Linked DNA regions of Homo sapiens: region 1 is linked to region 2. Evidence: read pairs that join two places in POLR2A ChIA-PET (ENCODE). Cell type or tissue: OCI-LY7. All regions are shown on one strand. Each heading gives the region's core, and the rest is flanking DNA. Links, peaks and the distances in the headings are about the cores only.

What was found. ChIA-PET counts read pairs that join two places held together with the same protein. Peaks named below come from ENCODE experiments on the same cell type or tissue, not always from the same donor. Only the 100,000 strongest peaks of a DNase experiment are listed, where the experiment ranks them.
Region 1: POLR2A ChIA-PET joins it to region 2 with 5 read pairs; 7 of 35 experiments call an interaction of 5 or more read pairs at or near these places.

What each region holds. Positions count from the first base shown.
Region 1 is chr6:7,390,347-7,401,571 of GRCh38, reverse strand. RIOK1 (RIO kinase 1) reads right to left here. Exons shown (of 17, transcript NM_031480.3): 2 at 8,269-8,473; 3 at 6,429-6,519; 4 at 4,800-4,869; 5 at 2,832-2,874; 6 at 522-614. Among named protein-coding and RNA genes, the nearest start is that of RIOK1, 6.2 kb to the right of the region's middle. RefSeq lists an enhancer at 11,092-11,225. In OCI-LY7, for the core only: no CTCF peak of the experiment used is centred there; no DNase peak of the experiment used is centred there.
Region 2 is chr6:6,669,634-6,680,858 of GRCh38, reverse strand. No RefSeq gene overlaps it. Among named protein-coding and RNA genes, the nearest start is that of LY86-AS1, 52 kb to the right of the region's middle. RefSeq lists an enhancer at 6,068-6,567. In OCI-LY7, for the core only: CTCF peaks have their summits at 5,595 and 5,796; a DNase peak (open chromatin) is centred at 5,788.

The sequences.
Region 1 (11,225 bases), core at 4,255-8,254, 720 kb before region 2:
ACAGAAACTATATTGAGCCACAACACTCACATATATTTATTAGCTGGCCCTTTCAAGAGCCTGCAGACCCCTGCCATTATAGCTGAGTAAATCACAGTAAGAGTTTCCTTCAAGCTGGAGTAGTCAATTTTGAGTCAAAAGGATTTCAGAGTCTTCTCTAACAAACAGAAGGCAGTATACCCGTAGGTAAAGAAAAAAATAAGAAAGACTTGCTGACTCATAGAAACATAACCATAAACCCCTGGCCCCATGAGTAATTTATTTTATTAGAACTCAGGCCTGTAATAATCTGACCATCTCACTCACTACTGGGCACAACTAGTTAGACTCAATGATCCAATGCAGCAGCGGTAGTGAAAAGGGCGTAGTTATATGTACAACTTCCTCTCTAACCATGAATATTAATGTGTATGGCTTTGTTTTTCTTTCTTCTTAAAGGCATAATGTAGTTCTAAGTGCCAGTTTCATCTGGTATCTGAAATAAGAAAATTAAATATCCAATCATCCAAAGAAGAGCTCACTTCTTTTCCTGTGCTAATGCAGCCATTTATCTCTGTTATGATTCCTCTAGTCAACATCTTGAATAAAATCATTCTTGTTCTGGGATCCAACACCTAAAAAGAAATGCAAAAATTAAAAAGTTCCAAAAGACGGTACCAAATTTTCCTCATTAAAACCTGTGACAATCAATAAACAGCAGAGCTTAACTGTACGACGCTATCCTGGTTGACTAAATGAGAGTCACTATTTGGTGCTTTTATTCACTCTAATTGTTAATCAGTAAAATGTCAGGTAAAGGCCAAAGGAACCAAAGGCAAAACCAACTAGCAAGTTCATCCAGTCATGGAAATCAAAGGCAACCAAGTTCAAGAGAAACAGAACTCTAGGCTATTAGCTAATAGAAGTATAATGCAAACTACATAAATAGTATTACATTGTTCTAGTCACTACACTGAAAGTAAACAGAATCAGGTGAAATTATCTTAATATATTTTATTTAACTCAAAATATCTAAAACGCTATCATTTCAACCTGTATCAATATAAAAAGTCATCAGTGAGATAATCCTTGTTTTTGACACTAAGTCTCCAAACTCCGGTGTCTTTTGCATTTAAAGCACATCTCAATTCAGACTGGCCACATCTCAAGTGCCCAGTGGCTACCGTCGTGGACAGGCAGCTGTAAATCAGGGGTCAGCACTCTCCGGCCCATGGACCAAATCAGACCACAGCTTGTTTTTCCTTAGCTTGCAAGTTAAGAATGGGTTTTACACTTTTAAATGATTGCTTTGAAAAAAAATCAACAGAAACTATATGTGAGCCACAATGCTCACACATATTTATTAGTTGGCCCTTTCAAGAGTCTGCAGACCCCTGCCATTATAGATTAGTAAATCACGGTAAGCATTTCCTTCAAGCCAGAATAATCAATCTTGAGTAAAATGGATTTCAAAGTCTTCTCTAACAAACAGAAGGCAGTGAATTTAAAGGCTGTTCTTGTTTATCTCTGAAACTAAAGCAGCCAAATATTTGTATGCAATTTCTAAGGATACCAACCAATAACTCCTTGTGGCTCAGGCAGGCCCTCTAGCCCCCATGGGGTGAGACGGTATTATAAACTAGCCAAACTCAACTATACTTTAGGGTCCACCTTCAATGAAGTGGCTGGGGTCACACCACAAACCTAAGGTTAATATAAACAAAACCACCTGGGAAGACTATAGGACTAAAAACCAAATCACGACCATTGCAACTAGAGAAGAATGAAAAGGCACTAGTTTCCATTTCTTCTCTACTGCACAGGTAAGCAAAGAGGGGAAGTCAGCTGGCTGAGTATGGGCCTCTAGGTACAGAACTGTGCTTCTGCGAAGTTGGCAGTTAGACAAGTCAGGGGCATAGGAAGAAGTAACAAACCAGATGGCTTAAGAACAAAACAGGGAAAGAGAAATGATAAATTTACACACAAGCATATATTTTATATAGACAGCTGAAGACTCCAGCTATGTACTCTATCATTCAAAATTAATTTTGAAAGAGAAAAAGAATTTCCTGCCAAAAATAACCCTAAAGTTATTTAGGGTCTTTGAAACTTAAGGCTATCTCATTTTTCCGAGGTGAACCATACTTTGTTTTCAATTACAGAAATAAATCACAAAATAAACTAGGGGACAATGAAGACACAGACCACAGACCCGGCTTCTGTCTAATGGTGGAATTCAGAACATGTGCTTGTGTATATGGGAGGGGGTGGTGGAAAGGAGTGGTAGGTGGCAGAGGCAAATGTTCTGACTCTTTTTATCACTTTCTTCACATCAAAAATCTGGGCCAAGGCTAATATCCAATCACATTCTTCGGAATGTGGGAAAATTAGGGGCCAATTTTTCCCCATTCTTGAATAGAAAGAATAAAACAAGCATAATTTCTAAACAAAGGATTCCTAACTGGAAATTTGAAGACATTATCTGCCCCTCTCTCTTTTACACCCACACTTCCTGCTTTGTGGCAGATACCCTACCTATCTTCTGGGAAAGCTCACAAAATTCCTACGGACCTTTTCTAAAAGATTGCTGGTCTGATAATCTCTCCAAGAAGGGAAAGCATCGCATGGTGGCTCTGCAAGGCCACTGAAGGACCATGACTCTAATTCATCCAATAGTCCTATAAAAGCAAGATGTAGGTCTCTAAACTCGAAACTATAAAAAGGAATAATTTTATATAGGAGTAATTTTAGGTAACATTAGCATTAAGCAAAAAGGATAAAAGCAAACTACAATTCAAAGAGAGAAGAAATGCTAATTAAAAAGAAGAGTTTGCAACACATTTAAATTGTACCTGTTCTACAGTTGCTCTGTCTGCCTTATCTTTGATGCGATACCTAACCAAAAACAAAAACGTATAGTTGACACATTCAAAATTCAGTGAGAAGCCAAAATCTTCTAAATGTAGATAATTTCATGAAAATTCCTAAGTAGGTAGTTTCTCTAAATAACAGATTTTATGATATGATTGTAGATTTTTCATTACTCAGTGAAACTTTCTTCATTTCCCCTGAATACCAAAATTCAATTCTGTATTTTGGCAAAAGGAGTATGTATACAGTAAAAAGAAAAATCTATTCCTATTTCAGAAGCATCAAAGAGCCGCCAGGGTAAAGTGAACTATGCTGAAAAAGAGAAAACATTGAGTATATTTGTACTGTCCTTCACATCTTTAATGATTCTGTTAGCACACAATTAAAGTCTTGTCTTCTTTTTTTTTTTTAAAGAGACAGCATCTTACTATGTTGCCCAGGCTAGGCATAGACTCCTGGGCTCAAGTATTCCTCCTGCCCCAGCCTCCACATAGAGTTAGTCATTTACAAGGCTTTCTGTTTAGAGGCATTTTCTAAGAAGATACAAGTTTTTTTGTTTTTGTTTTTGTTTGTTTGTTTTGAGATGGAGTCTCGCTCTGTCGCCCAGGCTGGAGTGCAGTGGCACGATCTCGGCTCACTGCAAGCTCTGCCTCCCGGGTTCACGCCATTCTCCTGCCTCAGCCTCCCGAGTAGCTGGGACTACAGGCGCCCGCCGCCAAGCCCGGCTAATTTTTTTGTATTTTTAGTAGAGACAGGATTTCACCTTGTTAGCCAAGATGGTCTCGATCTCCTGACCTTGTGATCCGCCCGCCTCTGCCTCCCAAAGTGCTGGGATTACAGGCGTGAGCCACTGCACCTGGCAGTTTTGTTTTTTAAAATCGTTTCAAGACAGTATTCAAATGCAGACTCTGATTTGCTTCTGCTTATACACTGAGTGACTCCACCTAGCACACTAACCTAAACTAATAAAGGTTTAAACACAAAGATTCAAACAGATACCAGTGAAATAACAAATAACTATGGTGTATCTCAAAAAGCTGATACCTCTTGGACATAGCAATAAATTGGAAGAAAGCTGGCTTTTACGTTCAATTCTCACAGTTAGTTGTATGATCTTAGTGTCGTTTTCTATAATATAGTGATAATACTTTAGAGTTATTAGCATATAAGAGAAGTTATTCAGATCTTAAACAATTGGCTTTGAGAACAGAAGTGTAAACAGAAACAGTTCTCAGTTATATCATTAGTTCATAGTCTTCCCTTAAATTTTTAAAAATACTTCATGGGAAAGAATAATTCTTAATAAATTTTAAGGGAACATTTTTGCACATTTTAGTTTAAACTGAAATCTACAAACACTGTTCCCCTCATAAGAACACATTTGTAAATTTCATGAGATTACACTTTTACCATGTATTTCTTAAAATTCATTAATTTTTATTTTATGTATTTATTTTTGAGATGGAGTCTCGCTCTGTGGCCCAGGCTGGAGTGCAGTGGCACGATCTTGGCTCACTGCAACCTCCACCTCCCAGGTTCAAGAGATTCTCACACCTCAGCCTCCTGAGTAGCTGGGATTACAGGCGTGCACCACCATGTCTGGCTAATTTTTGTATTTTTTGTACAGACATGGTTTCACCATGTTGGCCAGGCTGGTCTCAAACTCCTGGCCTCAAGTGATCCCCACAGCTCGGCCTTCTGAAGTGATGGGATTACAGGCATGAGCCACCACACCCAGCCAAGATTCATTAATATTTTTAATTCACAAAGGCATAGGTTATCCTAATTTAAGCTAAGGAAAACACACACACACACACACACACACACACCAAAATAATGATTGGTTTAAGTATACAAATGAACATCCTCTGTAAAAGAATTATGATCAAGGTGCTGCTTAATCTAGATTAGTCCTTATCACCCATGCATATTATTAAAATATTACTTACATATCTGCTTCCTTTTGTCTAGACTTTTCGGTGACTTTATTTATGACGGAATCAGTAACATTTAGCTTATCTAAAATACAAGAAACCCACAATGTAAACAATATGTAAGACGAAAAGACATTAACAGAGTTGCTGAACAGGGTATTTCTCCCCTCTTCCTTCTCTTCTACACTTTCTAAATGTTTTATTGTAAATAGAATACAGTTTAGTAATGAAAACAATGTAATGTTTTTAAAAGTAGGCACTAAACTGCGTTTCCTTCGTAAGTGTCACTTTCATCACTACAGCTATAATATTTGAGCCACAGAATTCTAGATGCAGAAATTCTTCAAAGATAATAATTTGCATAATAAATTTCAGACACTTGCTAGTACTCCACATGACTAATAAAACTGCCTGAATTTCAAGTTTAATTCTAAAAACTTGTTTCACTTCAAGTTATAAGTCTATGATAGGCAAAGAAGGCCCTAAAATACTTATATTAATTTAGCATGTATTGACAGCTTATATGAGAAACACTGTGTTAGGTTTAGAGTGAAGATCCACAAGAATAGAAAGATGGCCTTCCTTCCTTCCCTCCATCCCTCTTACATTTTCTATGAGATGATGATTCAAATTAACATTCTGATGCCTGGCATCGAACAGGTCACTAAATAATTAACACCTACACAAAAAACCTCTAGTGAAACCGTATGTAACTATATTCAATACTCTAGTATTTTCAACATCCTACTATGAGATAACCCTATTACAAAATCTAAAACAGGCCAGGCGCAGTGGCTCACACCTGTAATCCCAACATTTTGGGAGGCTGAGGCGGACAGATCACTTGAGCTCAGGAGTTCAAAACCAGCCTGGTCAACATGGAGAAACCCCGTCTCTACAGAAAATAAAAATTGGCCGGGTGTGGTGGTGTGCACCTGTGGTCCTAGCTACTTGGGAGGCTAAGGTGGGAGGATCGTCTGAACCCCAGAAATCAGGGTTGGAGTGAGCCAAGATCGTGCCACTGCACTCTAGCCTGGGTGACAGAGTGAGACCCTGTCTCAAAAAAAAAAAAAACCTAAAACCGAACAGACAATACTTAAATGGGTTTTTGTAACATTACATTCCTATGGCAAGTGGGAAAACAACCAAAATAGCATAAGCTTAAGTCTTTTCCTAAAGTTATGTTTTTAAATTACGATTTTTATTTTCTCTAAACATTATTGAGTTAGTAACACTTGAATACATTCATTCCTTTTTTCTTTTTTTTTTTTTTTGAGATGGAATTTTGCCCTTATTGTCCAGGTTGGAGTGCAACGGCACAATCTCGGCTCATCACAACCTCCACCTCCCAGGTTCAAGGGATTCTCCTGCCTCAGCCTCCCAAGTAGCTGGGATTACAGGCATGTGCCACCACGCCCAGCTAATTTTGTATTTTTAGTAGAGATAGGGTTTCACTATGTTGGTCAGGCTGGTCTCAAACTCCTGACCTCAGGTGATCCACCCACTTCAGCCTCCCAAAGTGCCGGGATTACAGGCGTGAGCCACCACGGCCAGCCTTCATTTCTTGATCTAATAAAATTATACAACACTCCATGGTTTTTGAAAAATGTCCTCTTAGCCCAGTGATGTATTTTGTAAACTCACCTAAATTAATTTTATTCTCAAATTTCCGTAAGACCTTGTCTGCTGGAGTAGACATTTTGGCTGAACTGCTGTCGGAGGTCTGTCGATTTGCCTAGAAGGGAATTCCAGAGTCTAAGGCACTAGCTGTAAAAACAAACCTAAGATTCATCATCACATTTCCTTAGTTCATACTTAGCTATTAAAGCATCAATACTTAGAGGAGTATCTTAAGGAAAGGTAAGAGTCAATCAAATTGGCTCAAAAAATTTTTTAAAGAGCATTTGAAACAGAAGGTTAAAATTACTGACTAAAAGAGTCTGCATAATCCGTTTTTTTAACTTCTCTATGATTCCTCTTATTATAAGTAACAGATTAAAATTAAGTGTAGTTTTCTAATTTGACTGGTTTATAGACTTAAAATTTGAGAATGTTCATTTACCCCCAAAGTATATAATAAAGAGCTAAGACCAGCATTAAGCTGGTTCAGAATTTCATTTTGGGCCCAATGTCTCAAGAGAGGGAAATATTAAGTACGAGGCTCAGCACTTACGCTGGTGCTATGCGCAAACTTCAATAATGAAATTGCTCAAAGCCTCATTATGAATCAGTGAAGGAGTCACCAGAACAAGACGATATAAAAATGCAAAATTTGTCGTCACTCACAATGTGGTTATTTTAAAATGCACACATTCTGGTCCATGATATAGCCATTTTATTGTTGTTGTTTTTTACAGACAGAGTCTCGCTCTGTTGCCCAGGCTGGAGTGCAGTGGTGTGATCTTGGCTCACTGCAACCTCCGCCTCCTGGGTTCAGGCGATTCTCCAGCCTCAGCCTCCCGAGTAGCTGGGATTACAGGCACCCACCACCACGCCCGGCTAATTTTTGTGTTTTTAGTAGAGACAGGGTTTCGCCATGTTGGCCAGGCTGGTCTCAAACTCCTGATCTCAGGTGATCCGCCCAGCTCGGCCTCCCAAAGTGCTGGGATTAGAGGCAGGAGCCACTGCGCCCAGCCGATATAGCCATTTTAATGGTCAAAGGAAGACTGCTGGATTAACCTTTATGCTCCAGGAAGATGTACCATGTTAATCCTATGGCCTTACAAACTCCTAACACACTTGGTACTTCCAGTATGAGCAGCAGCTGTACGTGGTTTGGTAACTTTTTTTTGTACATGGTAAATAATCACAAACATATTCCTATCTCATTAATACAGTCTTCCATTACAACATCTTTTATGGCTGTATAATGCCTCATTGTGCGAATCAGTCCCATAGCAGGTTTAATCCCGTTCAAGGTTGCTTCCAATGTTCCTCTACCATAAACAATCCTGGAGGATCATTCTTGTAACTAAGTCTTGGCACACTCACAGAATCGCTAAGTCAAAGTATTTTGAAGCTTTTAAAGTTTTTATCACATACCAGCTTATCCTACAAGTAAGTGCACCTATTTACTTGACCATCAATGATATGTTTTGTCTTTAACAGTTTCACAGGTGAAAAAACGGCATCTCTACAAATTTAATCTGCATTTCTTTAATTACCAATGAGGCTGAACTTTTTTACCATGTTTCTTAACTATTTGTAGTAAACTGCCAATCCATGCCCTTTCCCATGAAGATTTTAAGCTCACAATCTTTATAACTCTTTTTAAATTTACAGATTCTGGAAAGAATCCACACCCAGGAAATTATCAGAAATACAGAAAGGATGAAAAGTGAAAATCAGTAAAGGCTGAGGCTACAGGACAATATAACATGAAGAAAATCTTTTAGTTATTCAATTTCAGAATCACAAAACAGCCTTTTAAAAAAGTAGACATAAGCAGACTACATAAAGATGTGCAGGATCCTTTATAAAATACCTGTGGGTTGCTTCCTCCATTCCAGACATAACCCTTGGCGAGTTTTCCAACTCCTTCATCCCAGTCCCAGTCATCATCATCATCGTCATAACCCTCCTCCTCCTCATCTTCTATTTCACCTTCACCATTCTCATTCACATTGTCTTGAAGGTCTTCAAACAGAATGTCATCCTTCTCTTTGACTGTCTTCAAGTCTCTGTTTTCACTAGAAATAACAATGTTTTATTATTTCATAACAATATTTCCACATACCCTAACTGATCTCACATATTTATGATGTAAGATATTAAAATATTGATAAATCTAAAAGATTATATATTTATATAAAATACACCTTCCGATAAGCTCCATCTCCTTAAAACCATGTTCTCCTGTTTTCCAGTTCTGTTGCAGTTGTTTGCTCATTCTCCATGCCCAAAGCCTACTATTCAAGAAGCACATCAAGTTAAATCTGCTTCTGCCTTGTTAAAGTTAGAAATTATATTGTTATCTTCTCTGCTGAATAAACAACTCAGACCAGTATACCAGACTTGACTCTAGGAAAATCATTCGCAGAGCTGCTTTAGAAAATCTCTAGGAAAATCTTTCTGTAAAACAAGAAAAAAGAAAGGGGGAAAAAAGGCTGGTGCAGCGGTTCACACCTTTGATCCCAGCTACTCGGGAGGCTGAGGCCATAGGATTGCTTGAGCCCAGGAGTTCACGGCTGCAGTGAGTCATGATCGTGCCACTGTACTCCAGCTTGGGCAACCCTGTCTCTAAAAAAAATTGTAATTAAAAAAAAAAAAAAGCTTTCTGACAAAAAATTTGGGAATAAGTCTAAGGCAGTCTTACTTTGAACTCGATAACACTTTGCAATAAAAGAAGTTACATCAAGATTTGTGTTCCACAAAGAAATCCAAATCATCCCTGTTCATGATGGGAAGAAATGGTGAATACAGGGACCAGGCACTACAAATGAGAGAAGTAGGCTGCACAATAGAAGTGGGGACTGGCAAACTGGGAGAAGAGGTCCAAGGTAAAGGGAGCACAACCAGTAAGGGCTTTTTTTTTTTTTTTTTTTGCCATATTAGAATTCAGGCCTAGTGTTACCAGATCTTAATTTTTCAAGTGAAGCTGTAAGTCTGGATTTCTGTGTAAAATCTATCCCTTCACTGGCATAGTCAATTTTTACAAATAATTGTGCATACCAAACAAAACATGTCTGCAGGCCAAATTCAACAGAGGACTCAGTTTTTACCTCTCATGTACAGAAAAGGACAGAAACCATAAAAAAGCAGCTGATAATATGAGATACCAGCTGAAAAACAGACGAGTTTAAGTAAATTCAGATTATCAATCCCAATTTATTAATTAGCCATGGCTCTGAGGGTTCCCCGTGGACATGTGGAGGAAGAAAACAGACAATCATCAAACACTTGCTACTTACCAGGACTTCATACATATGCTCCACAGATTGATATATAATTGCCTAGAGTGGCATGTTAAAGTTGTAACTTTGCCAGATAATTCTTCGTTGTGGGGGACTGTCTTCTGCACTGTAGGATTTTTAGCAGCATATCTCTGGCCTCTACTTACCAGATGCCACTAATGTACCACCACCCCCAGCTGTGACATACAAAAACGTCTCCAGAAATTGCCAAAAGTCCCCTGGGTAGAAGTCGGGATGGCAACATCTTCCCCAATGGAAAATCACTGGTGTATCCTTACAATACCCTGGGGTGGATGGTAAATTAGTGCCCTCTCATTACCATTAACTACCCACTAGCTATGCTGGCTGTGTTTCTTCTGCTGCTTTTCTTCTCTAAAGCTTTTTGTACACTTCTCCGTAACCATAAAACTGGAATGCCCTTCCTCTTTCTCTGGCTAACCCCTACTCATCCATCAAGTATCAGCTCACTATCACTTGCTCAAGGAAGTCTTCCCTATTTTTCCCCCACTTCTCCTTTGTACTACTTACCCAATTCGAATACAAATAGTCTAATTATTTAATAATATCGGTTTCCCCTGCTAGGGTGCAAGCTCTGTGTCATTCAGGATGGTATTTACCAATGCCTCCCTACCACCTAAGACTAGATCTGACTCACAGAAAGCATTCAACATACATATATTTATTGAAAACATCCCCAATAATTAACAAAATCCGCATGTGATGAATCCTTACTGTAAACATAAAGTACAAGCTGTTTTCTTGGAATTCCAAAATAACTCCAATATGTTTCATTTTGCTTTTAGGCAGGAGTTATCCTTCATCCCTCTTTCCCCAGACTCCACGTCCAGTCTACCACCAAACGCTGCCACTTCTACCTCCAAGACATATCTTTAGGATCTGGGCTCTAGTCCCCACCATCTTTGAATCTGATTACCTTATTATTTTTGAACTGGTCTCTCTGTTCCACTCCCACCCTCCATGAACATCATCTACCTAGAAAGAATGATTCCTTTAAATCACCAAGCAAATAATGTCATTCTTCTGCTAAAATCCCTCCTATGGCTTTCCATAAGACCCACATTAATATCTGAACTTTTCACCATCACTTGTAAAGGTCTCCATGATCTGGCCCCCCTTCTTACTTCTCTATCACCCTACCAATCTTCTCAACTACCTCCACTGTGCTCTAGGCACTCTGGCCTCGGGGCCTTTGCTCTTGCTGTCCCTTCTGTGTGAAATGCTGTTCCCTCTGCTCTTGCCAGGATTAGCTCCTTGTCATTCAAATCTGGACTTAACCTTTCCCTACCCATTCAGTCACCACTTGGTATATCAAACGATTTGCATAGTCTACATCATTATTTGGTTTTTAAATGGTGTGCCCTCTCTTTCACGTAGAAGGTAAAGTTCCATGACAGCAGGAAGTTGGTTCTTCTTGTTACCTCCGGCGCCCAGGACAGAACGTGGTACATATTAAGTGCTTAGTAAGTATTTGTTGAACGCTAAATGTGGTTAAAACGCAAAAACCCAT
Region 2 (11,225 bases), core at 4,052-8,051:
GTGTGTCTTACACCAAGGCAGTTTTGGATTCCATAAAATATGGTAGTAGTTATGTTTCATGTTTCAATAGTCATCAATCTGTTTTTAATGTATTCATGGAAAAATATGTGGGCCATCTTGCTATTTAACTATTTTTGAAATCTCATGGAAGCCTGCCAATGTTTTTGCAATTTAGCTAAGAAGCTGTCTTGCTTTTTGAGAGGGGAAGTTCCAATATTGTAAGCCTAGGTTTCTGAATATATTTTTGTTTTTTAATAAATGTAGAAAGAATGTTTTTTGTTAATCCTGGCATTTGTCTAGAGCAAAAGCAAAATAAATGAAAAGTGAGGAAAATTAAAAGGCTCACGTTATAACATGTGCTGTCTAGAGAATAAAAACTCATTTGTGCAAAGTTGGTATGGCTTTTATGAAAATATTTCAGTCCGAGCACCTTGCCTGTTTGCTGCAGTGCTGACTGACTCATGATTAGGGATCTGTGTTGCCTTTATTGCTCTCGGTTTGCCCTATGGCTTGATTTATTAATATATTTAAATATACAATTTTAACCTTATCATTGGTGTGCAGGTGTATTTATTTATACTATCTTTGCTTTTAGAAAAACACTATTATATCATAAAAATATTTTAACCTTAAATTACTTCCCACAGGCTTCAAGTTTTATGCAGTTCATATCTGGGCATAAAGAGAAATCAATATACTGTGGCCTGCAGGGCACCAGCCTTTGGTGTTTGTCAAACGTTTACAGATAACTAATGTCCCACATAAAATAGATCCATTCTTTCCATCTTGCACATCTTGCACCTTTCTTTTTTTTTTTTTTGTATGACCACTGCCGTGTAGCCATCATGTCTGGACTGATAGTAGTTTCTAGGCTTGGAGGAAACTGCATTTTCAAGAAAGCAGGATGCAGACATCCCCTGAGGAACACCTGCATTAAACATAGCCTCCCACCTAAAAAGAGCTCCCTGAGTTGGGAAGTGTCTTATTGGCCTCTCCTTCCGGCCTCTCCCACTCCCTATGCTGAAACCAAGAGCTTCGGGGCTCCCCTCCCTGCCCACCCTGGCAGGGAGCCCAGGGCCCTCGTTGCTCTCCCTGTCTCCTATGCTGTCCGAGAACCCCTGCAGCTCCAGGCCCTGGACCAGCCACAGAGTTTACTTCTACTGTTGCAATACTTTGAAGGGAGAAGAGTTTCAGCCTTTTTGATCAGTGGGGCTTCTACTTAAAATCCTTCCATGGCACCCCATTATCTCAGGGTAACGTCCAGACTCCTAAAGTGGCTTCCAAAGTCCTTCATTATCTGATGGGCCTCTGTGTACTTTCTCTCTCTTCTCTCTCCATTCCTGGCCCTCCTCATCAATTCTCTGGCCATTTTGAACTTGACTCAGTCTCCCCAATGTGCCAGGCTTTCCCTGGCTTCCCGGCTCTGCGGGAGGATGAGAGTGGGCTCAACTGTCTTTTGAGGGAATCCTGGAAACACACCCACCCTGAGAGTCATTGTTTTGATGGAAGTGACATTCCAAACCAACATTTGGAACCAAGTCCTGTAAGCCAGAACCTGCACAGGTTTTGTTAAAGGAATCAATTTAGGCCTGGCACTGAACTCCTTTCTGCTGTAAGACTCTTTTAGAACTTTGGAAGTTTCTATGCAGGGGACTGAGCCATCCTGTCCCTGCCTGGTTGGGCATGAGAAGTCACTTGGAATAGGTCTGAGTGAATGCTGATGAACTCCGACTTAGCTCTGGTAAACAGTGCAAGTTCCCATGAGACTGCAGGGCAAGAACAGGGCAGGCTGCACACCGCGGGGAGAGGCACACCTCGTTCCGTCAAGAGACACCTGGGCCTGGTGCAGGCGCATTCTCCGTGGTTAACGGGTGTGAAATCGGCATTTATCATCAGTGACTTTTCATTGTGTGGCTTCTGTGAGTCCCCACCTTCCTTCTAAACCTCAGCAGGACACTTTCCCTTCCCTGTAGTTCAAATATGCGCCGCAACCTCAGCTTGATCTCAAGCTTTCTATTGCCATGTAAACAATCAGGGAGCCCTGGAATGGTGGGCTCCAGGGGTGGGTGGGTCAGGGCCACCCCCAGGGGTGCAGAGTCTGAAGGGGCTAAACTCCGGGCGGAGGCTGGGGGGCCTCAAAAGCATTTTCATGCAGGTGAGAAAAGGAAAATTTCCAGGGCATCTTGGCTGAAGCACAGAAGTGACTCCCGGAAGACCTGGCATGTGTGAGATGTAGGAGGGATGCTCTGTGCCTGCTTGTGTGTGTGCATGAGTGCGTGTGTGTGTATGTGTGTATGCGTGTACATGTGGTGGGTATGATGAGCCTCGGGGCTCCCTTTAGCATCTGCTGGTGAGTTTACTGTGCCTGCCGACCGTTTCCCAGGTCAGGCCTCCGCCCATGATAACTACTGTTTACCAAACACTTACTGTAGGTCAGTGACTCACATATGTGATCTCATTTCACTCTCCCAACAACCCTGACGTAAGGACTATTATCCCTATTTAACACATGAGGAAAGGGAGGTTTGAGAGCTCTGGTTACTTTTTCACATTCTGAAGCTAGGTGCCTCCACAGCACATGAAATGTTCTGCCGTCGTTCGTCTCCCTGGGACCATATGGAAACGGGGGCTGCTTCCCCTGGAGATCACAAAGGGCTTCTGCAGTAGAGAAAGGAGACTAAGAGCACCTTTCTAGACTTTTCCTTAGCATTCTTCAAGATGTACTATCAGAAGTTCAATAAAAACAACCTAATGCTGAGATTCATGGATAGAAAATTGACTCAACTTCCTGCCTTCCGACGAGCTTATTTTCTTCTTAGCCATTGTAAATTGGTGGAGCCGTGTTCCTCCTTGTCTTAGAAACTTTTAATGGTGCTGTTGCCCTCAGGTTAAGGTCTGGACTCCTTGTGGCTCTCCAAATCCCTCAGAGTCCTTCATTGTCTGAGCAGGCACACTCATCTTCTGTAGTTTAAAAGGTGGCAGTGGCTGGGCGCAGTGGCTCACGCCTGTAATCCCAGCACTTTGGGAGGCCGAGGCAGGCAGATCACCTGAAGTTGGGAGTTTGAGACCAGCCTGACCAACATGGAGAAACCCCGTCTCTACTAAAAATACAAAATTAGCCAGGCGTGGTGGCACATGCCTGTAACCCCAGCTACCCGGGAGGCTGAGGCAGGAGAATCGCTTGAACCTGGGAGGCAGAAGTTGGGGTGAGCTGATATCGCTCCATTGCACTCCAGTCTGGGCAACAAGAGCAAAACTCACTCTCAAAAAAAAAAAAAAGAGTGACAGTAATGACATGATCATTAAACATCTTTCAGGGAAGACTCTATGAGACCGATGTTTGCATGCTAAAGACAGGTGTTGCTGCCGGAAAGTGATTCGGTTTGAGGACTCAGGACTTGGGAACATCAGTCTCATCTCAACAGAACCCTTTTTTCAGTTCCCTGCTGTTTCCTGCACAAACTGGGGGAATGTGCTTGGCCTCCCTGGAGCTCGGATTGTCTAGCAGCTTGGATTGCTTAGTCCCCCTTTCCACACCTTCCTGCCACCCTGAGGGGGAGGCCTGATGGTTCATGGGCTTCCGCAGAAGGAATTTGCCCACTCTGCTTCCTAAAATGTGCAGCTGCATTTTGCTGCTGGGAAAATATTGATTGAAGGTCTGGAGGAGTCTGACAACTTGTAAGGCACATACAGTTTTTATCTGCAGGATGAAGTTAGTTTTTGTTTGGGCCTGGTGTTTTCGAAAGAAGGAAATCACTTTCATAAGCATCAGATTAGATCCAGGAAGCGTCCGCAGGACAATGAGAAGCTGATAGAGGCAGTGTCTCAGGATTTTGCCATTGGTTACTACCGCCACCTCCTGGCTGAAATTGTGAACTACACAGCATGGGCTTCCTGGGCAAACTGGTTTAAGAAAAGGTAGCCCCGTTTTCCCCATTTTCTGCAAGTTCTGTGTGGCGCAAAAAGGAAATGAGAAGACTTATTGTTTAGATAGAGTATTTATTGGCATATTTTATATTAACTGTGATGATAAAGCAGACACAAGAATAAGAAATAAAATCAGAGTGAATTTTTCTCATCTGAGGCAACAGGGAAAATAATTCATTGGAACAACCCTGTGACTCAGTGTTAGCTTTGCCCAAAATAAGTGTCAAGGCCCTTATCTGAGTTTCCAAGACCCCCTGCCCATTCTCTTAAGCTGACCTCTTAGCATATTGAGGGAAATCTACCAAACATTTTGGAAAATTAGTACAAAATTAAGGAATTAAAATGAAAATTGCAATATAAAAAATTATTGGGTCTGAGGCATGTCTTCAGGTTGTACAAGGAAAAGATGTAAGATTTGGTATCTCTCCTCTTCATTATTTTATATTGGTTTTATACATAAGCCCTCACCCTGTAGAAATATAAGTTCTAAGTTAGGAAAAGGATTATTTGTAACATACATGCAATACACATACATTGACAGAAATAGAAACAGGCTTTTTCTGTTATTTAAATAGTATTTTTGGAGTAGATTGGTTTTTCGTTTGTTTGTTTTTGAGACAGAGTCTTGCCCTGTCGCCAGGCTGGAGTGCAGTGGCGCGATCTCTGCTCCTTGCAATATTTTCCTCCCGGGTTCAAGTGATTCTCCTGCCTCTGCCTCCCGAATAGCTGGGACTACAAGCGTGTGCCACCATACCCAGCTAATTTTTGTATTTTTACTAGAGACAGGGTTTCACCATGTTGGTCAGGATGGTCTCTATCTCCTGACCTCATGATCCGCCTGCCTCGGCCTCCCAAAGTGCTGGGATTACAGGAGTGAGCCACTGTGCCTGGCGGATTGTATTTTTAAAAATTTATTTAGAGATGGGGTCTTGCTCTGTCAAGCAGGTTGGATGGAGTGCAGTGGCGCGATCATAACTCACTGCAGCCTTGACTTCCTAAGTCAAGCAACCCTCCTCCCTCAGCCTTTCCAGAGGACAGCAGCTGGGGCCTTCAGACAATTACGTTTCCTTAGTCGGACATCTGAGAGGCATAATTTCATGGCTACCACAGAAACTGAGAGCAAATATTACATTTCTCATCCCCCCTTGAAGCTTGGGTCTTGCTGAATATTGTTTTCATAAAGCAATCTGCCATATTGAAAAAGCCATGTAATGAGAAACTGTGTGCAACCTCCAGCCAACAGCTAGGAAAGAACTGAGGCCCTCAGTCTTCTCAGGTGGCCTACTGGCCAATATGTACAAGTTGTATATACAACTTCCAGAAGGGTCCTTAAAAGAAGAGGGCTATCACTTTCTTGCCTTCTTTTCTTTCTTGCTGGCTGGAATGTGATGATATCACTAGATCTGAAACAGCCATTTTGGACTAAAAGGCAGAAGCCACAGGTGAGGATGATGGAGTTACAAAATAAAAGAAGTCCAAGTCCTAGTGAACTGGGCCACCATGAACTTCCCAGGTTTACTGGAGAGAGAAATAAACCTCTAACTTGTGTATGTCTCTGCTTGATTTTCAGTTACTTATAACAGAACTTTATCCAAACTGAAAAAAATTTTACATTTTATATGTAAAGTCCGAAGTTTAACAGAGTTAGTATTTCCCAGACGATAAATCATGGGAAAAATAAAAGTTTAATTACCTAGGACTATTACTGGGAGATGATATTTGCTGCATATAGTGAAGGTGCTAGCAAATCTCCCCTTTTTGTTGCTAAGAGGGTGTTCCACTTAGTTAGCCAGGGCAACAGAAGGAAACCATTGATGTTCCTCACGGAGAAGTCTTTGAAAACAGCACATGAGACAGCAGCTAAGAGCGCCCCCCACCGCATTCCAGGCTAATAGCATTGGCTCCAGAGGCTAACAGGGTTTATTGAGTGAAGGGACCAAGGGGGAAACCAGCTTGATTTTAATTGTCTGTCTAGTCTGTTGGAAACTAACTTTCTCTAAATGAATGCTTTTTGAAGTTTTCAAAGCTCGAGAACATAATAAATATTACCCTTTGCTGGGTTTCCTCTTTGGCTATGGCACAGGGGGGTATTTTCTGGAAGGATATGGTTATCCTCTCTGATGACTTTCAAAATCTGAATTTAGGCTGGGCATGGTGGCTCACACCTGTAATTCCAACACTTTGGGAGGCCGAGGCAGGCGAATCACCTGAGGTCAGGAGCTTCAGATCAGCCTGGCCAACATGGTGAAACCCCATCTCTACTAAAAATACAAAAATTAGCCAGGCATGGTGGTGGGCACGTATAATCTCAGCTACTCCCGAGGCTGAGGCAGGAGAATCACCTGAACCTGGGAGGTGGAGGATGCGGTGAGCCGAGATCACGCCACTGCACTGAAGCCTGGGAGACAGAGCGAGACTCCTTCTCAACACACACACACACACACACACACACACACGAATTTAGCCTTCGAAACATTTCAGCTATTTTATCCATAACATTTTTTTTTTTTGAGACGGAGTCTTGCTCAGTTGCCCAGGCTGGAGTGCAGAGGCACGATCTCGGCTCACTGCCAGCTCCGCATCCCGGGTTCACGCCATTCTCCTGCCTCAGTCTCCCGAGTAGCTGGGACTATGGCGTCCGCTACCACGCCCGGCTAATTTTTTTTTGTATTTTTAGTAGAGGCGGGGTTTCACCTTGTCAGCCAGGATGGTCTGATCTCCTGACCTCGTGATCCGCCCGCCTTGGCCTCCCAAAGTGCTGGGATTACAGGCGTGAGCCACCACGCCCGGCCTATCCGTCACATTTTTAGTCCTCGCATGTATTCCCAATGTGTGGAAATTTCGTAAGTTTAGTAACTGTTCTGTAGGTTAGGAAGCAGCGTCACAGGAGTGATAAATGCCTGAGCCTGGAAACCCACCAGTCTGCTAGCTTTGGCTCTGCCACTCAACAGTTTGTATCAGCTTGGGAAAGTGCATAATCTGTGAGGCTATTTCTTTGTTTACAATATGGGATTAATAACAGTCCCTAGCCTATGAGATTGCTGTAAGAAGTAAGTTTTGGAATGCATAGAAAGTCTCCAGGGCTCAGGAGCGTGCTGGGTATGTTGTAAGTACACAGTAAGTATTAGCTATTATTATTTTTATTACTACTAATACCTAATTTCTGGTCACGTGCTATTCAATACAATATCCACTGGCTCCTAGTGGCCGTTACAAACTTGAAATGAAGCCAGTCCAAATTGAGATGGGCTGTAAGGATTAAATACAGACTGGATTTTGAAGTCTTAGAGAAAAACAAGAATGTAAAATGTCTTACTAATAATTTTAAAAATTATTTATTACATATTGAAATGATAACATTTTAGATAATTGAAATAAAATGTACTATTACAATTAATTTCACCTTTTTCTTTTTTTTTAAATGTGACTACTAGAAAATTAAAAATTTCCTCTGTGGCTTGCACATCAGGTATTTTTGGGATAAGGTCTAGACAGACAGATGGGGCAGGGGTGGTAAAGTGAACTAGGAAATCATGGTTTACTTTATCAGTATCTGGTGGTTATTAGGGGGTCAGAAGAAGGAGGCAGAAGTTTGGGGGAGGAAATCGATTTCCCAAGGGTATTGTGGATCCTGATATAATTGAACTCCACAGATGCTGAGTGAGGTCGGGGGTGGTCATGTGTGGGAGCAGCACTCAGTCACACGAGTCTGAAGAAAGGATGAAAATCTGGTGGTTCACACAATGGAAGTTTAGAGCAGTACAAGTGTCATTAACCTGGATCCAAGGTGGAGTTTAAGATCCAGCATGGAGCATATTGTTGATGAATAACCAATGGCAGGTTGTTTTCATGGACCTGAGAAAGGAGGCAGAAGTAGAGGGGTAGAAAATCCCCTTCCAGAGGCACTGCTGGTACCCAAATTCAATTCCACAGACCTTGATTGAGAACCTACTATGTTCCAGAACCTCTGTTAGAAACTGGTGAAGACCAGTACCATGCTGTTTTGGTTACTGTAGCCTTGCAATATAGTTTGAAGTCAGGTAGCGTGATGCCTCCAGCTTTGTTCTTTTGGCTTAGGATTGACTTGGCAATGCGGGCTCTTCTTTGGTTCCATATGAACCTTAAAGCAGTTTTTTCCAATTCTGTGAAGAAAGTCTTTGGTAGCTTGATGGGGATGGCATTGAATCTATAAATTGCCTTGGGCAGTATGGCCATTTTCATGATATTGATTCTTCCAACCCATGAGCATGGAATGTTCTTCCATTTGCTTGTATCCTCTTTTATTTCCTTGAGCAGTGGTTTGTAGTTCTCCTTGAAGAGGTCCTTCACATCCCTTGTAAGTTGGATTTCTAGGTATTTTATTCTCTTTGAAGCAATTGTGAATGGGAATTCACTCATGATTTGGCTCTCTGTTTGTCTTATTGGTGTATAAGAATGCTTGTGATTTTTGCACATTGATTTTGTATCCTGAGACTTTGCTGAAGTTGCTTATCAGCTTAAGGAGCTTTTGGGCTGAGACGATGGGGTTTTCTAGATATACAATCATGTCATCTACAAACAGGGATCATTTGACTCTTTTCCTAATTGGATACCCTTTATTTCCTTCTCCTGCCTGATTGCCCTGGCCAGAACTTCCAACACTATGTTGAATAGGAGTGGTGAGAGAGGGCATCCCTGTCTTGTGCCAATTTTCAAAGGGAATGCTTCCAGTTTTTCCCCATTCAGTATGATATTGGCTGTGGGTTTGTCATAGATAGCTCTTATTATTTTGAGATACGTCCCATCAATACCTAATTTATTGAGAGTTTTTAGCATGAAGGGTTGTTGAATTTTGTCAAAGGCCTTTTCTGCATCTATTGAGATAATCATGTGGTTTTTGTCGTTGGTTCTGTTTATATGCTGGATTATGTTTATTGATTTGCATATGTTGAACCAGCCTTGCATCCCAGGGATGAAGCCCACTTGATCATGGTGGATAAGCTTTTTGATGTGCTGCTGGATTCGGTTTGCCAGTATTTTATTGAGGCTTTTTGCATCGATGTTCATCAGGGATATTGGTCTAAAATTCTCTTTTTCTGTTGTGTCTCTGCCAGGCTTTGGTATCAGGATGATGCTGGCCTCAGAAAATAAGTTAGGGAGGAGTCCCTCTTTTTCTATTGATTGAAATAGTCAGAAGGAATTATACCAGCTCTTCTTTGTACCTCTGGTAGAATTCGGCTGTGAATCCATCTGGTCCTGGACTTTTTTTTTGTTGGTAGGCTATTAATTATTGTCTCAATTTCAGAGCCTGTTACTGGTCTATTCAGAGATTCAACTTCTTCTTGGTTTAGTCTTGGGAGGGTGTATCTGTCAGGAATCCATCCATTTCTTCTGGATTTTCTAGTTTATTTGCGTAGAGGTGTTTATAATATTCTCTGATGGTAGTTTGTATTTCTGTGGGATCAGTGGTGATATCCCCTTTATCATTTTCTATTGTGTCTATTTGATACTTCTCTCTTTTCTTCTTTATTAGTCTTGCTAGTGATCTATCAATTTTGTTGATCTTTTCAAAAAACCAGCTCCTGGATTCATTGATTTTTTGAAGGGTTTTTTTTGTGTCTTTATGTCCTTCAGTTTTGCTCTGATCTTAGTTATTTCTTGCCTTCTGCTAGCTTTTGAATGTGTTTGCTCTTGCTTCTCTAGTTCTTTTAATTGTGATGTTAGGGTGTCGATTTTAGATCTTTCCTTCTTTCTCTTGTGGGCATTTAGTGCTATAAATTTCCCTCTACACACTGCTTTAAATGTGTCCTGGATATTCTGGTATGTTGTGTCTTTGTTCTCATTGGTTTCAAAGAACATCTTTATTTCTGTCTTCATTTCGTTATTTAGCCAGTAGTCATTCAGGAGCAGGTTGTTCAGTTTCCACATAGTTGTGTGGTTTTGAGTGAGTTTCTTAATCCTGAGTTCTAATTTGATTGCACTGTGGTCTGAGAGACAGTTTGTTGTGATTTCTGTTCTTTTACATTTGCTGAGGAGTGCTTTACTTCCAATTATGTGGTCAGTTTTAGAATAAGTATGATGTGGTGCTGAGAAGAATGTATTTTCTTTTGATTTGGGGTGGCAAGTTCTGTAGATGTCTATTAGGTCTGCTTGGTGCAAAGCTGAGTTCAAGTCCTGGATAACTTTGTCAACCTTCTGTCTCATTGATCTGTCTAATATTGACAGTGGGGTGTTAAAGTCTCCCATTATTATTGTGTGGGAGTCTAAGTCTCTTTGTAAGTCTCTAAGGACTTGCTTTATGAATCTGGGTGCTCCTGTATTGGGTGCATGTATATTTAGGATAGTTAGCTCTTCTTGTTGAATTGATCCCTTTACCATTATGTAATGGCCTTCTTTGTCTCTTTTGATCTTTGTTGGTTCAAAGTCTGTTTTCTCAGAGACTAGAATTGCAACCCCTGCTTTATTTTTGCTTTCCATTTGCTTGGTAGATCTTCCTCCACCCCTTTATTTATCAAGTGCATCTCTCTGCACGTGAGATGGGTCTCCTGAATACAGCACACTGATGGGTCTTGACGCTATCCAATTTGCCAGTCTGTGTCTTTTAATTGGGGTGTTTAGCCCATTTACATTTAAGGTTAATATTGTTATGTGTGAATTTGATCCTGTCATTATGATGTTAGCTGGTTATTTTGCCCGTTAATTGATGCAATTTCTTCATAGCATTGATGGTCTTTACAATTTGGCATGTTTTTGCAGTGGCTGGTACCAGTTGTTCTTTTCCATGTTTACTGCTTCCTTCAGAAGCTCTTCTAAGGCAGGCCTGGTGGCGACAAAATCTCTCAGCATTTGCTTGTCTGTAAAGGATTTTATTTCTCCTTCACTTATGAAGCTTAGTTTGGTGGATATGAAATTCTGGGTTGAAAATTCTTTTCTTTAAGAATATTGAATATTGGCCCCCACTCTTTTCTGGCTTGTAGGGTTTCTGCCAAGAGATCCACTGTTAGTCTGATGGGCTTCCCTTTTGGGTAACCCGACCTTTCTCTCTGGCTGCCCTTAACACTTTTTCCTTCATTTTAACCTTGGTGAATCTGACAATTATGTGTCTTGGGGTTGCTCTTCTCGAGGAGTATCTTTGTGGTGTTCTCTGTATTTCCTGAATTTGAATGTTGGCCTGTCTTGCTAGATTGGGGAAGTTCTCCTGGATAATATCCTGAAGAGTGTTTTCCAACTTGGTTCCATTCTCCCTGTCACTTTCAGGTACACCAATCAAACATAGATTTGGCCTTTTCACATAGTTTCATATTTCTTGGGGGTTTTCT